Linked DNA regions of Mus musculus: region 2 is linked to region 1. A link is a loop called in an ENCODE intact Hi-C map of the cell type or tissue named here. Cell type or tissue: gastrocnemius. All regions are shown on one strand.

Region 1 (8,000 bases):
CCATCATTTCAGTGGAATCCTGCCTTGGTTTGTCACTGGGACCTTAGGAGAAGGAGTGGCTGTTTCTTACATCTCCTGCTGGGAAAGCCTTTTAGCTACAGCTTGCAAGATAAACGCTTTTCTTTCTTTCTTCTCTTGAAACAATGTCTCACACAGTCCATGTTGAGTTCAAACTCGCTAGTCAAGGATGATCTTGAACTTTTTTTTTTTAGCTATCTTCAGACACACCAGAAGAGGGAGTCAGATCTCATTACAGATGGTTGTGAACCACCATGTGGTTGCTGGGATTTGAACTCAGGACCTTTGGAAGAGCAGTCAGTGCTCTTAACCGCTGAGCCATCTCTCCAGCCCCGACCTTGAACTTCTGATCCTCCTCTCTCCACCTCCTAAATGGAGTAACTACAGGCCTGCAGCTCCATGACCAATCACATGGTGCTGGGGATGGGACTCAGATTAGTGAGGGCTCAGGCATTCTCCAACCTCCAACTGCACTACATCCCCAGTGGTCTTCAATTCAAATTGAAATGTTGTAACAAAAACAGGCCCCAAGGGACTTAAGATGAACTCAGTCATCTCCAGGTGGCTCCATTCTGGCCCAGCCTTCAGAGTTGACTCACCTGTTCACACTGAAAGAAACTGGCACACTCCTGTGTGTCAGCTGGGACGCCTGGGCTCACGGAGACAGGTGGCGGATCTCTGCCTTCAGCTCTGTCCTAGAAAGTCAATGATGTCTTTCTATAGGGTTCAGGCTCATGAGCAAAATTACTAAAGACACAGGGCTTCTTGGGATCTTAGATGGGAACCAGCCAGTGTCCTTCTGGCCATATCACACTGATCAAAGCAGTCACAGGGAAGCTCAAAGCCCAGGTTCAAGGCAGAGGGAAGAGCCTTCGGCTGTCACAGAAGAGTAGGGGTGGCCAAGAGTGAGGTCTTCAGTAGTCAGCACCCTGAGTGTCCCATGGAGCTAGCCCAGCCTCCTCCACTCAGGGTGAGGAGATGGGGTTGGCAAAGGGTGGAGGGTCAGCCTCACAAAGGGGCTTAGAGGAACAGAGCAGGCCCATTTCCAAGGCTGCTGGCTCCTGGGCGGGGCTCCCTCGCCAGGCAGGCTCCAATGCCAGCTCTGTTTGCACATGCTAGTATTTGCAATCAGAAAGTTCAGTGGTCCTTCCAGTGTGCTTAAATTAGTCCCATGAAAACCAAATCATTTCATTTACGGAGAAGGGCTTAATTGCCAGGAGAACGAGGCAAAGGGAATTCTGTTGCCTGTTTTCATTGAAGAAAATTACCGTACTTTCCCCTGTCTCCTTACGAGACAGAAGCAGCCCGGAAGCTGGGCTGCCATCAACAGCGAAGCATCTCCCGGTCTTGCTTCTCAGTGTCCATTTGTCATTCTGCACGTTCAGGTCCTCTCTCCTTACAGGAGACTGGGATTGCTCATCTTCCCAGCCTGGACAACCTGGCTTGGGGGCACTCAGTGGCCAGTGCTCTCCTGATGTACAACAGTTGCTCATGCTTGCAGTGCTCTATGCACGCTGTGAGGTGAGGGCCCTACCCACATTCCCCTTAAAACGCAGTGACACATCTACTCCTGACCTTGGCCGACCCAGCCTGGTCTTGCAGGCAATGGAAATTTTCTCCTTGGGATGTCAGGATGGACCAACTCTTCAGTGAGGCAGGCAGCAGGAACAGTACCTCTGCCAGGCAATGGGTAGCGCTAGGATCTCAGCAGGTAAGAGAGAAGGGCTTAATCCCTCAGGTTAGAAAGGAAAACAGAAAACAAAGTCCAGTCAGCCTGAGCAGAAGCTGAAGGATTAAGGCCTTAGGGGTTCGGAGTCCAGCTCTTCTTCTGGGACGGAGGTTCCTGTTTATTGGCTGAATATTTATAGCGTGGCAGACGTGGGCACACTTCAGGGGAGAGGATCAAAGACACACATGGCCATGAGAAGCAGAGACTGGTGCAGTTGTGGCCAGATGACACTAAGTGAAATTTGTAGCAAGCCAGGGGCTGGAGAGATGGCTCAGTGGTTAGGAGCACTGACTGCTCCTGCCGAGGACCTGGGTTCAGGTGCCCAGACCCAGGCTGTGCAGCTCACGACCACCTGTACCCATATTCACAAGCAAATGCCCACACAATTAAATACATTAAAAATGATTTTTAAAAAAAGGTAGCAAGCCAGATGCTACAACAGAGGGAAAGGAGGGGTAAACCTGAAAGAAGAGAGGCGTGGGGTATAGGTGTAACCTCAGATAGGGAAGGTGAGCGGGAACAGGACTGAAAGAGGGGGCAGAAGCCCACGGGCAGGGTAGTCAGGGGGACATGGAGCAAGTGAGTAGTGACTGCAGAGACCCACAGGCAGGAGTTGTTCGGGTCCAGGGAGTGTAGAGGAGAGACTGATCCCCCGCCCTGCCCCCTTGCTACAGCCCAGAGAGGCTGCTCAGGGTCTCCAGCTGGCCACAGCAGGGCACAGCTGTCCTGCGGATGCTGGCGCCATGCTTTCCCCATCTGGGCAAACATGCGCATAGATAGCACCATGTCCATCCAGCTGCCTGCCTCTGTTGTCCCTCCTGTGTCCGAGGGACCCTCTTCGGGGGACACAGTTGAAGAAACTGCCTAATGTCCCAAGGAGAACTTTCTGGGACAATTGGGTGACATGTCTGCTCTCCTGTCCCTTCTGTCTGGGAGAGGAAGGATAATGGATTTGAGTGTGCGTGTGTACCTCAGCGTGGGGACTGTCTAAGCTCAAAGTCAGTGGTGCATTAATTAAGGGGAACAGCTGCTACCCAAGTTGTCTGATAAAAGAGTGACGGATGGCTGTGTTCACCTTTGTCGTGAGTAGAGAGCCTCTGGGAGGCAGCTCAGAGCTCCTGGGTGTGTGTCCACGCTGAGATTTGTGGGGAACAGTCTCCCTCGCCTTCCTGATGCTTCTTCAGCGGCATGCGGAGCCCAGGAGAGCTGCTTATCACCCAGGTCTGCAGCCTGGGATCATGTTGGACAGAGCAGTAGAACCACCCAGGGTGAGTGCTGGCCCAATATGCACAAAGCCCACCAATCAATTCCCTCACACTGCACAACCCAGCATGGCAGTGCACACCTGGAATCCCAGCACTTGGGAGGCAGAGGCAGGCAGATTTCTGAGTTCGAGGCCATCCTGGTCTACAGAGTGAGTTCCAGGTTCCAGGACAGCCAGGGCTATACAGAGAAACTGTCTCGAGGAAAAAAAAAAAAAAAAAAAGCAAGCCCGCTGGCACGGCTGAGCATAGCTGATGAGCTCCCAAAGTGTAGCCTGCGAGCTGCTCTGAGCGCTGGCTCTCAGGCCGAGAATTGCTTCCCGTTGAGCTGGCTTCTGCTCTCCTTCCCAGGCACAGCCATAGGTTAGTTTTCCCACTTCAGACAAAACCTGCCAAGGGAAAACTTTCCACGGAGACAGAAGAGGGACACACAGGCTGGTTTCTTCCTGAGTTGTGCACTGGGCCCCGCTACAGCTCACCAAGCAGGTGTGTGTGGCAGGAGTCTGACAAGCCCGTGTCCACACAGATGGGGCCAAGTGTGGACAGGAAGGAGGCCAGGACTGGCTATGACCACAGTACATAGCTAGGTTACCTTGTTTCTGGGCCACTAGCCTTTCGGACTAAGAGGTGAATGCCTATAGCTTGTTTTGCAGCTTTCTGAAAGCACCCCAACTCTGTCACAGCCCATCACCAATGCTGGGCCCAGAGACAGGAAGCTGCCTCCTTCAAGGGCTTACCAGCTCCGTGCAGCTTCCCTCAGAAGCCCTGGGAGCCTTGGGACCAGGGGCTCAGTGCTGAGTCCACATGGCTACCCTGCAACTCAAGTGGCTGTAAGCAGCTTACCTAACTCCCAGGGCCAGGGCAGCCTGGCCCTGTCCAGCCCTCCGCTGTAGGGAGACAGAGGAAGCACCACAAATAAAACCACATCCGTTCTCAATAAATATTTTATTTTTCCAACAGTTCCACCCCCAATACAAAAGCCATTGTCTTCTGGCTGGGGCCTGCTCAGTCCCGGTCCTGCTGACCACCCAGACACACGGCAATGAGCATACTGCTACACGGAGACCGAAATGAGCATACTGCTACATGGAGACCACACTTTATTAAGAAACAGAGACCAGCAATAGGTCCAAAAGGGGGTGTCTTGTGTCTTCTGGAGGCAGCTGCACGTCACCTCCAGGGGCTGTCCTCCTGCTGCTGTAGGTGAGACCCGCCTGAAGAGTTGCTCGAAAGCCTCCCTCTCAGCTAATGAGGCCCCCCACTGGGTGTATTTAGAGCAGGTCCTCCATAGCCGAGGGCTAATGGCCCACACTACTCCATGTGGCCTGCAGAGGGCAGTGTGCAGCCACGATGCTGCACCCTACCTGTGTGGCTAAGCAGCCAGGAAGCCTGTGCACAGTAAGTAGGTGAGGAGGCTGAGCTCCACCCTGGCTCAGGTGGCACTGCTGACCTGTGAGCAGCTCTGAGGCACAGGCAGCTGTGGCTGGACTCCCCACGCCTTCCAGACCCCAGCCACCTCTGCTTGGTCCCCTCCAGCTGCTCCTACCTTCTATAACATCGTCCCCTTCTGGACAGAGGCCCATGCAGGAGTGGGCTGGGTTCCTCCCCTCCCCTTAAGCTCCCTGGAAGCGAAAAGGCACATGGACCAAGCTTTGCCCCACCACCCAACCCACCTTCCAAGCGAGGGGCTTCAGGATCACCGTGCTGTCTAGCTGTGTGCAGGACCTCCAGGGTTCCAACCACTGCCCATCTTTTTATCCAGGGAGAACAAGCCACTCTCCCCTGTCAGTCAGTAATACTGACATAGAGGAAGGGCTCCCCTGTTCTCCCGGCTACCCTAAGTAAGCCCACATGTTCCAGACCTGAGACCCGGAGGGCAATCAAGGCAGGTGTGAATGAGCACCAAAGGTCTGTGTCCTTGCCCCAGCTGGGTGGCTGGGTCAGGCTGGCGGTAACAGGCCCTGCCCTATCGCTCTGAATCAGAGAAAGAGGAAGGCTTAGTCCATCTCCACACCAGCATGTCCTCCCCGGCCACTCGGTGGGACTCAGTCTGGATCCGAGATTCATTGGAAGCCAGGAATTCCACAGCACGGTCCCATACTCGCTTCATGCGCCGCCTGAAAGGAGAAGGTAGCGCTCAGCTGGGTCAGGCTGAACCACTCCATTCCCACAGAGGGGCGGGCATTCCTAAGCTCTACCACACTTGGATAAGCCAGCAGTGGACATGTTGATAGGGCAAAGTGAGGCACTGGGGATTTCCTCACCTCCTGTGCGCCACAAGCCTTGGTACAGAGCTAAGGGGCTGGCGGTGATGGGTACCCAGGACCACGTGGGGACTGTGCTTAGCTCAGATGCACCCCTTGTAGCATAGAGGACATGCGGGTGTGAAGATGAACCAAGATGGGAAAGCCACCCCCAACACGGTCCTGAAATCTTTTTTGTTGGGAAGGGGACCCACAAAACAGTGATTGGCTCCGGCTGACTCCTAAAGATGTGTCTCTGCTCACAGGCATCACTTGTCCCTGTCCTCACAATGCTGGGAATTTGGATGCTCTGATTACCCAACATGCTACAGACACAGAGCTCGGAGGATGGGGTGCCAGCCTCAGGCCAGGTCCCCAGGAGGCAGGAAACAGCACCTCGTCGGCAGGAGGGCCTGACCCACCAGTGGCTTCAATCAGCTCCCTCACTCGTGTCTCCTTTGAGGCCCCAAGTGTGCCCTTACCTGGCAGACGGGGGCTCAGACCCACTACAGGTCAGCTCTGCACCACTGTACCAGCATGTGAGGTCTAGGTGACATGGCTGCAGTCAGGGTGCCAAGCCAGCTCTGGCTATGTTCTCACGGGGAAATGTGTTGATATCAGGCAAATCAAAGGGCCAACAGCACTGTGCAGTGCTTGTGTGCCTGGAACTAGCATGCCAAACTCCAAGGCCACCTCCTCAGCACCTGTGGGACCAGCCACTGCCCCGTGTCACATGGTTTCCTATGCTTCCTCCTCCTGCTCTCATGTCCACCAAGGTGTGGACTCTGGGTCTCCACTTGCGCCGCACACAATGAGTGGAGCGGTGTGGCCTGAGTGCCTCGCTGTTCAGGGCAGCCCTCTGCGAGGCAGTGTGAGCCCACTGTATGAGAAAGAGGCTCACAGAGGCTGGCTAAACAGCGTGCAGCAGGGCCAGGACAGGACAGGAGTCTGGGTGCAGCAAATGGCTTCCCCGGGGAGATGGAGAGCTGAGGATCACCTGAGGACCCACAGGCTGACCTCTCAGAGACACAGCGGCCCACTGTGGGCAGAAAGCCCTGCCTGCAGCCTGTGGGAAGATGGAACCCAGCAGCTGTCCAATGCATGTTGCTGGAGAGCAGCCAGGACTTTTGTTCACGGGATAACTGCTACTAGTGGCCTCGGCCCTGACAAGGTGTCAGCTGAAAATGACCCAGGGGCAGGGCAGAGACAGGGACCCCAGCACTCAGGAAGCTACCCCACAGGGATTGTCAGTTCAGGGCCTGCCTGGGCTACAAAATAAGATTCTGTTTCAATGAAACAAAACAGACAAAATCCCAGACCTGCAAATGCTCTTCTCATCTGATTCCCTGGCTACACAGAAGGGTAGTGCAGGGGACAGGGCCTGGTGGCAGCTACACAGAATGCTACCACAGCAGTCTCACCCATACATGGGCCCGCCACTATTCTCATGTCTGTGAGCCACGTGAGGACCAGGAGAATGTGTAACCTGTGGGACGTGGCACATGGCACGTGGCAGGGGACACTCAGCTGGAGAATAGCCCAGTCTGTACTGACACCAGGGAGGACCCTGCCGAGGCGCCATCCCCACTGTCCAGTGTATAGCTTCAGGGTCATGGCTGCAAAGTGTCAAAAGTTCCCTCCCTTTCCTTGCCAGTGACTGACTCAGAGAAACTGATGCTGGTCCACGGGACCCTAAGGCTGTTCTCAAAGGCTGCTGGGAGGGTTTCTCTTGCTTGGGAGACAGTGCCTGGTAGCACGGGACTTGGCTGGGAACGAGAGTGTCTACAGCTAGCACCACTGAGGGGACTGGGCCTCAAACTGGCACAGTCTGTGGAGGTCTGCTGATGGCCTGGTCCTCCTGCTTGGCTCTTCTGCCACAAAGCCAAGCCAGCAGCATGGGGCAGGCAGTCACTCACAGGAGGTGAGGCAAACTGATCCTCTGGGGCTGCTGATGCTACGGCCTGGGCGCCCTCCCACGTCTCAGCCCCCCCTGCCCCGCCCCCGGCAGGACTCACCGGCTCTGTGGGGGGATTAGACTGTCCCGCACGTGGAGGATGCCCACGTAGGGGTAGCGCTCCATGTCCTGTTCCCAGTCCACATAGTGGTCCTGAACCACATCTGGAGAGAGAGCGAAGCAGTTAGCACTGGCCTAGTGGGTCTGGGGTCCTCCCCTGGGGGACACGCACCTATGATCTTCTTCACCATCTCATACATGGCCTGCTCCTCCTCCTCCAGCTTCCGCCAGCGGTACTTCAGGAGGATCAGCAGCCCCCACAGGAAGGCCAGGCCTGGAACACAAGGAACACCATCCCTACTGAGCAGGGACAGGCTGCTGTCACCTAGGTGTCCAGGTCCCCACCCCAGCCCAGCTTAGCCTCACACCATCCTCTCCCTTATGGGCCAGAGCCTGTGTTGTACACCAAGTGTCTGCACATCTGAGATCCGGCCAGCTCAGTGTGGGGGACGCCCTGCACAGGGCAGCCCACAGTCTGTTCCAGGCTACCTTGAAGGCTCCTGTCTCCACTCCCCAGCCTTTCCCTTTAAGACACATCTCAGGCTCTCCCTCCCTCCCGAACTCCACATCCTCCCTGCCTGTACCCACCTCTGCAGAGGTTTGCAGCTTTCTGCAGTAAAATTAGGCCAAGGTCCCACAGCACCTCCTGAGTGGAGCCGGTCTGTGTACTGGGACCCTGACTGGGCCTCGGGAAGCAGCAAAGATTTCCACAGGGCCCAGCATCTCTAACAAGC
Region 2 (8,000 bases), 330 kb after region 1:
ACTTACGGACTCTCTGACAAATGGCCGAGGTCGCAGCCATGCCTTACCCTCTGACCCTGAGGGTTTCCATCCTGTCCCCCCCCTAGACCAGCCAATCAGGTAGAAATGTCTATTTAAATACAGCTGCACCCTGGCAGAATGCAGAGAGCCAAGTCACCATGCAGGCACCCAGGGGTCAGAGGTCACCTTGACTTGGGGTTGCAAGATCAGGGTAGGGACTGCAGGAAATCAGTGCCACCTGCTCCTAGAATCACACAGCCCTTTCGTGCAGAAGACAGAAACCAAGTCTCAAGGGCACAGACACTGGCAAATTTTCTCACTCGGTCTTAGGGACAGGAAGGGACAAGGCTTAGCTATCTCTCTAGATCCACACCGTCCATCTGTCTTTACAGGCAAACAGCAGAAGGTAAGGACAGGTATCCAGCATGGCTGGGCTAAGCTACACCTCCCAGAACCACAGCACCTGCCACAGGAGGACTCCAAATGGAAGACATTCCGCAGTGTCCCAGGCACCCCTTAGCACCCTGCATCATAGGAAGAGGATACAGGACAAGAGATCAGGGGGACAGGGGTCTCTCTGCCCCTTGCCACTAACATGAAGACTGCACACAGGGGCCAGGGCAGGAGGAACATCAGACAGAGAGGCAGAAGAGAGCAAGGGCGCTTCCAGGCCCACATTGCTTCCCAACTGTTGCTCCAGGGTTTCCTGGTCTGAAAGCGATTTCCTTGGTCAGCCTCAATTTCCCAGCAGTGAAGAAGGAGAAGCAGGGGAGGCTGGGAAAATGTCTGCTCCAGCGTCGAGCCATGGCATGAAAACCCAGAGAAGACAGAGATCTCTCCTGCCCCTGAGCTAGAGAGCAGAAAGTGGTCTCGTGCACCCAAGGACCGCGAAGGCTAGTTCATGGAGCACCCGCTGCCTCGAACCTTTGAATGGCTGGGAATGGGAATTTCTCAGATAGGCAGGCCTCCAGGGTGGGAAGCTTTGGGACAAGGGCCTTGAAGGATGCACGGGTTTAAAAACCAAAAGATCCAGATGTGAGGGGTGTAACACAGCAGGACACACCTGAATCCTCCAAAGGCCTCTGACTGCCGCCTGTCTGCACAGTGAATGCACAGAGCATACAGCTGGCGCTCAGAGACCAGTGAGAGGCTGACTTCCCTGACAAGAAAGGCTGCCTCCTACCCTGCTCCTTTCCACTCTCTCCTCCCCTTTCCCTGTCTCTCTTTTTTTTTTTTTCTTAAGACTCAGGATTTCTCGGCTTCTTTGCCACTCTGCAATTTAAAACTACTTATCATCTCTCCCGCTCTCCCCACACGTCCAGGGGCTGTCAGCCGCGAGCCAAATGTCATTAGGATGGATGTCACAAGCCCAGATGTCAAAATACAATTAACATTTAAAATCTCCTCCCGCCCTCAGCCTGGTGGCCAGCCATTCCGCAGCTCCTTCGGCTGAGTGGCAGGGCCCCTGAGCTCCAAGAAGAGCTGCCAGGTGACAGGCACAAGAGAGGACACCATCCAGCCGGCTACTTGGACTGATGCACAGGCCTACAGGGGGACAGGGGAGGAGAGGGGAGACCTGGAGCAATGTCAAGCTTCCCCCCTGCAAAACCCCTCCCCCCAAGTCTCCTCCATCCTGTCTTCCTGCTGAACCTCATCTGTTGTCCACATCTCAGGACATTCTGCCTCTGCCCTGCCAACACTCTTAGGCCTGCTGTCCTATCTGGTGCTGTCCCAGCCTGGCCATCAACTGAATCATAATATGGTCTGCCACTCAACTCTAGCCTGGATGGGAAAAAAAGGAAGGACCAGGAGTAAGGCACCCCCACGATTGGGGCTGGTGCCACACAGCCCAGCTGATAGGTGAGTGGGGTGCCCCTCTGTCAGCCACCCCCCCCCCACTGCAGCCCTGGCCTATTTAGGAAAATGCTGGACAGCGGCCATGGAACTGTATCTAACTGTAGGGGACCAGGATGGACAGAAATCTGGAAACGCCACCGGACAGTTCACTGCCAGCCGCCAGAGGAGGCCATCGATCCAAGGGCTTCTCTGAGGTTATCTTCAGACGGAGCACACAGCACCATGAAAGCTGGGCTGACCCAGAAAAAAAGCCCATGGAGGTTGCAGGGAGGGGAACAGGATCTCGTGCCTTGGCCAGGGGCAGAGGTCACAGCTGCAAGGACACACCCCCAGTCCCTGGTGACCTCTGACTCCGCCCCTCCTGCCTTTGCCTCTCAGCCACCTCACCCCTGCGCAGACCCCCAAAGAGGACAAAGCAGGCTGGGGAAGAAAAGCTTACACCGCAGGCTCCTACCCTCGTGGGCTGCATTCTAATGGCGTTTGATTGGATCGGATGCGCTCTTAATTCCCTCCTGGGACATCAGAAGGAGGGTAGGGAAGAATCTTTAATTCATCAAACTGAAATATTAATAGACTTTCAACCAGCTGGAGTGGGACGTGGGGCCCCCACAATGGAAAAAGAGAGGGACAGGCAGGCGAAGGTGGGAACGGCAGAGGAGGAGAAGAGCTGTCCCCACCCAGGGTGGGGTTGTGTCACTGGGTGCGGGAAGAAAAAGTTTGTAAGCTTTCAGGTGGGCCACCAAGACCACGTGAGTCAGCCACTCCTGTAACAACCCACACGGGGGATCAGAGGACACTTAGAAGCCAAGCCAAAGTTACTAGGCCAGTGTGGCACGCAGATCCCAGGACCCTGGAGAAACCAAGTCAGCTTAGCCCAGTGCTCAGTCTCAGAGACCCCAAGGCAGGATCCCCACCTGATGTCAAAGACGCCATTCCAAGGCAACTCTCCCTCCACACTGCCCAGGTGCAGGCTGCCGAGAAACGAGCCACACCACGGCCCGGAGAACACAGACCAAGGAGGCTGGGGTAGTCAGCCAAGGTGTTCTACTTAGCACACATCTGTGGGCTCAGGAGCATCTAATTTGAGGCCAGCCTGGGCTACACGAGGAAACCCTATCTCAACACAGCACCAATCCAGGATCACAAGAGGGTGTAGTCCCCTGGAGCTAACATGCCCCAAGGTTCAAAGCTCCACGGCCCACACCAAAGCCACAGTCACAGTGCAGTCAGGCCACCCCTATCTACAGCATCTCCTCTACAGAGAGGCAACACTCCATGGGTCAGGTTGGGCAGATCTGGAGGCAGCACCCAATGGCCCCCTCTCACCCTCTGTCCAGATCCCTTCTCTACCCCCAACTCCCCCTCAACCTTATAAGCCCAAGTGGAGAATTTTAGGGTACTCATGTCCGTGGTTCTCCTCCCAAAGATGGAGGAATTATGTGTCTCCTCCATTTCTATACCTTGTAATGTGTAACTAATGTTATCTGGGCACATGATCAGTGGGCTATCTCTTACCAAGTTTAGGCTTCAGAAAGTGTGGAAATGGACCAAAAGCAGCAAAGAACATGAGAGGCCTAGGGTGGGGTGGGGGGTCCTGCAGGGCCCCGACCCTCCCCTGCACCAGTAGCAGCATGAGTGAATTGTTCTAAGGATCGTCCACAGGATGAAATTCCCTTTGGCCTCGGGCCACCACCTTCAAATAGAGATGGGCTCTCAGGTGCCGGCGGCGAGCAGAACCTGGGTACGCTCCCATCGCGGGCCTGCAGCGCCGCCTCGTGGCCGAGCGGCCTCACTGCACGCGCTGGCCGGCCGCTGGTGCGTCCGCGGATCTGAGCGGGACCCAGGCTCAGGTGTGAGTTGGCAGGAGCGGGAGGAGGGGGAGACGCCGGGATGCAGAGAGTTGTTTTCACCTGAACAGATTCCGGGAGGAGGCAGCGGGGGTGGCAGGGCCCCTATTTCAGGACCATTTTCCAGCTGGGCCGCCGCCCTCAGATTCGTGCGCAGCCACTCACCTGCAATGACGACAAGGCTTTTCTAATCCACATATGCCCTTTGAAAGAGACCCGTGCGGGTCCCCGGTTTCTTGAGTGGGCTGCGATGCCGAGGTGTGGAAGCCAGCAAGGATGGGTAGAAAGTTGTAACCGTCAGCCTTTCCCAATCCCAGTTCCCTCCTTCTCTCACCCTTGCTGCACGCTCGAACCACAAGGACTCCGACTAAGTTTGAGGCTGCACCTCAAACCAGCCAAACCCAAATCTATGCAAAACGCCCGTGATTTCTCTTTTGTAAACTTAACCCAAGTTACAGTCATTTGAAAACAAGCAAACTCTATTGAGAAAAACCACCATCAGTTTGGCCTGTAGGAAAGGCTGGGGGTGGGGGTGGGGGTTCTCTTGATTAATTGATGTGGAGGACCACAGTTTCATCCTGAGACAAGTGTAAGAAGGTAAGCTAGACCCAGGCATGGAAGCAAACAGGTTCGATCCCAGCATTCAGAAGGCAGCCATGGCTACCCAGGGAGACATGTCTGAAAAGAAAGGGCAGCCATGGCAGTTACTGTCCTGGTGTGGACAGCGAGCAGTGACTCTCCGTGTGTCTGTGTTGACTCCTGACTAGGTTTACATCACTGATGGGCTGTGATCAGGGCCCCGTAAGCCAAGTGCGCCCTGTGTTCTCCAAGTTGCCTTTGGGCTACATCTTTATCACAGCAATAGACAGCAGACTTGCACAAGGTCCCCAGCCTCGAACTCTCCAAAATAGAGCAGGGACTCAGTGCACACAGCTGCACTCTCAGTGCAGGGAAGGAAGGCTGTCCTGAGGTAGCCCCCTCCTCAGCAACCCCAGAGATGTGTGGGGTGACAGGGGAGGCGACAAAGAACTCAGCCTCCTGAGCATTGTCAGCCCTAGCAAGGCCAGGCTGATATTCCCAAGAGAGGTGTGACATTTGTGCCTCTGTGTGTACCCATGTGTGTATCTCTAGAGCCAGAGGTTCAATATGTCTTCCCTAATAGTCTCTCCTTACTGGGGGGGGGGGGGTGGACCGTTTCAAGACAGGGTTTCTCTGTGCAGCCCTGGCTGTCCTGGAACTCACTCTGTAGACCAGGCTGGCCTCGAACTCAGAGATCCACCTGCCTCTGTCTCCCAAGTGCTGGGATTAAAGGTGTGTGCCACCACCACCACCTGGCTCTTCCTTACCCCTCTTTGTTTTAACTGTGGCATGGTTTGTTTTATTTTAATTGGTAGGTTACTTTGTGAAGACACCATCTCACTATTTGGGTCCACCTGGTCTTGAACTTACAGAGATGTACAAATAACAGAGATAGGAGTGGAGATGGTGGGCAGAGGGGCTGGGGTGTTCCATGGTCTACCCTCAGACAAGGGACAGAGGGCTTTATGTGGGACTCTGCCATCTTGGGCAGAGAGAAGGGGTTGAGATGGGGGTGTGGGGTGTCCTTTAACCAAATGGCTTATCTTGGCTTAGATGAATGGGCCTTCAAGCTCTACCCAAAAATGTTCACTAGACTGGGCCATCAGGATGGCTTTTTGGCCTCGCCAGTGGAAGCAAGATGATGAATGTCATCCTTTGGAAAGCGTCGCAATAAGACACACACGCTGTGCCACCACTGTAGCTCCAAGGCCTACCACCTTCAGAAGTTGACCTGTGGCAAGTGTGGCTCCCTACTGAGCACAAGAGAAAGTATAGCTGGAGTGCCAAGGCTAAGAGACGAAACACTACCGGGACTGGTCAGATGAGGCACCTAAAGATTGTCTACCGCAGACATGGATTCTGTGAAGGAACAACACCTAAACCCAAGAGGGCAGCTGTCGCAGCATCCAGTTCATCTTGAGGATTCCAATCAGTCAAAAAAAAAAAAGATGGTTCATGAAAGAGGAAAGAAGGAAGGAAGAAGGAAGGAAGAAGGAGGAGGAAGAAAGAAGAAGAGAAGAGGAAGAGAAGGAAGAGGAGGAGGAGAGGGGGGGTAGAGAGAGAAGCACAGGGCTTGCCATCTCCCTAGGACCCACATGGGCCTCTCCATGCAGCCCTTATGCAGAAAATAGGAAACCTGAGGTCACAGCAACCGGCTGGCTCAGGCCAATATTAAGCAAAAATAAGACACAATCATAAGAAGTGAATTGGCACCTGATGGTCATTGCCGGCTGAGGTGTCTATCAGTTCACCACAAGGATCCCGGTGACTGTGACCTCACACAGAGCTTCAGGGAACACAAAGGTCATCACCCCTGCCCTGCCCTCACAGCCGGAGACCTGGAACGTGCAGCTTCCGTCCCCAGCCAAGTGGAGGGACAACGCCTGAGGATGAAGGCCTGTGCCCAGTGAAGCCCAGGGCCAGGTGGGGACTCCCTGCAGAGGAGTGACAGCAGGGCCGGGAGCCAGGCAGGGCATGCAGAGGGGCTGATGGCTGTGGATTGAGCAGAGACCTCCAGGGACCAAAAGAGTCTGACCATGTCTGAATTAGACAGGGGCTGAGGGGTGGGAGGGTGATGGGGGAGCTGAGAGGATGTGTGGAGGGGAGACAGCGAGCTGTGGAAACCAAGGGCCTACAGAAACATGAAGACAAGAATGGCTCATGTCTTTAATCCCAGCACTTGGGAGGCAGAGGCAGGGGTATCTGTGAGTTCAAGGCCAGCCTGGTCTACAGAGTGAGTTCCAGGACAGCCAAGGCTACACAGTGAGACCCTGTCTCAGTGCACACACACACACACACACACACACACACACACACACACAGAGTTCCAGGACAGCCAGGGTTACACAGTGAGACCCTGTCTCAGCACACACACACACACACACACACCCCAAAAGGGTCTAGGGCCGCAGCTCAGTTGTACATGCAGGAAGCATCGAGGTCAGTCCCCAGCAGCAGTGTGGTCGTCCACACCTGCAGTCCTAGGAGGCTCAGAAGATAGCATCACCCTAAGCCACAGAGCTAGGTCCAGGCCTGTCCATCTGAAAACAAAAGGAACCAAATCAGAAAAGCCAGCGAGGCCAGGCAGTGGTGGCACATGCCTTTAATCCCAGCACTTGGGAGGCAGAGGCAGGCAGATTTCTGAGTTCAAGGCCAGCCTGGTCTACAGAGTGAGTTCCAGGACACCCAGGGCTACACAGAGAAACCCTGTCTCGAAAAAAAAAAAAAAAAGAAAGAGAGAGAGAAAGAGAGAGAAAGAGGAAAAGAAAAGAAAAGACAAGATAAGACAAGCCAGCAAGACCATTTGTCAGGCGACCAGAGCGTGGAGAGAAACTACCGACCCCATAATAGTGTCCTTGGAGTTCACGAAGGGAGGGGGAAGGAGGGGAAGGGGAACGTCTACACTAGGTTAGATTAGGAGGCGGCATCCCTTGGGAAGCCCCGGAGCCACTGTCCTGCCCTGGTGGAATGACCCCCTTCAACTGTGAGCCAAGCACACTCTCCTTCCCTGAAGCTGCCTTTGCCTGAATCTTCTGTCTCAGTTGTGAGTGAGCCCGGCTTTTGGCAGCTGAGAGTCTCTGCAGTCCTGGATGTTTTTTGTCCTAGCAACCAGACAAGGAATGGCGGGCTTCAAGCAGAAGACAGCACTCTGTGTGTGCTGCTAGGGCCAAGCCTGAGTCTGCGTATCAAGGGCACACGGCCATTAAGCCACCTCCTTAGCCCTCTTGAATTTCTTTGTTTGAATGTGTGTGGGTGTTTTGCGTGCATGTCTGTCTGTGTATCAAATGCAGGCCAGGTGCCCTTGAAGGCCAGAAGACAGTGTTAGATTCCCTGGAACTGGAGTTAACAGGCTGTTGTGAGCCATCATATAGGAGCTGGGTATCAAACCCGGGTTCTCTGCAAGAGTGAGTGCCCAGTGCACTTAACCAGCAACTCCACCTGGAACTTTCATTTTTCTAAACCTTTTTTTTTTTTTTTTGATTTTTCGAGACAGGGTTTCTCTGTATAGCTCTGGCTGTCCTGGAACTCATTCTGTAGACCAGGCTGACCTCGAACTCAGAAATCTGCCTGCCTCTGCCTCCAGAGTGCTGGGATTAAAGGCGTGCGCCACCATGCCCGGCCTAAACCTTATTTTTAATGATGGCTCTTTTTTTTTTTTTTTTTTTTTTAAGATTTATTTATTTATTATATGTAAGTACACTGTAGCTGTCTTCAGAC

Evidence for each region. A loop is a pair of places that touch in the nucleus more often than their neighbours do. Peaks named below come from ENCODE experiments on the same cell type or tissue, not always from the same donor. Only the 100,000 strongest peaks of a DNase experiment are listed, where the experiment ranks them.
Region 2: it touches region 1 in a loop (6-fold over the local background); 23 of 42 quality-filtered maps call a loop at or near these places.

What each region holds. Positions count from the first base shown.
Region 1 is chr17:27,185,665-27,193,664 of GRCm38, forward strand. It overlaps Lemd2 (LEM domain containing 2), which reads right to left. Exons shown (of 9, transcript NM_146075.2): 7 at 7,439-7,540; 8 at 7,268-7,370; 9 at 3,936-5,126. The coding sequence ends at 4,976. Among named protein-coding and RNA genes, the nearest start is that of Lemd2, 15 kb to the right of the region's middle. In gastrocnemius, a CTCF peak has its summit at 4,332 (motif pointing right); DNase peaks (open chromatin) are centred at 3,371, 4,334 and 6,342.
Region 2 is chr17:27,517,142-27,525,141 of GRCm38, forward strand. It overlaps the pseudogene Gm16005. Among named protein-coding and RNA genes, the nearest start is that of Grm4, 7.7 kb to the left of the region's middle. In gastrocnemius, no CTCF peak of the experiment used is centred here; a DNase peak (open chromatin) is centred at 3,620.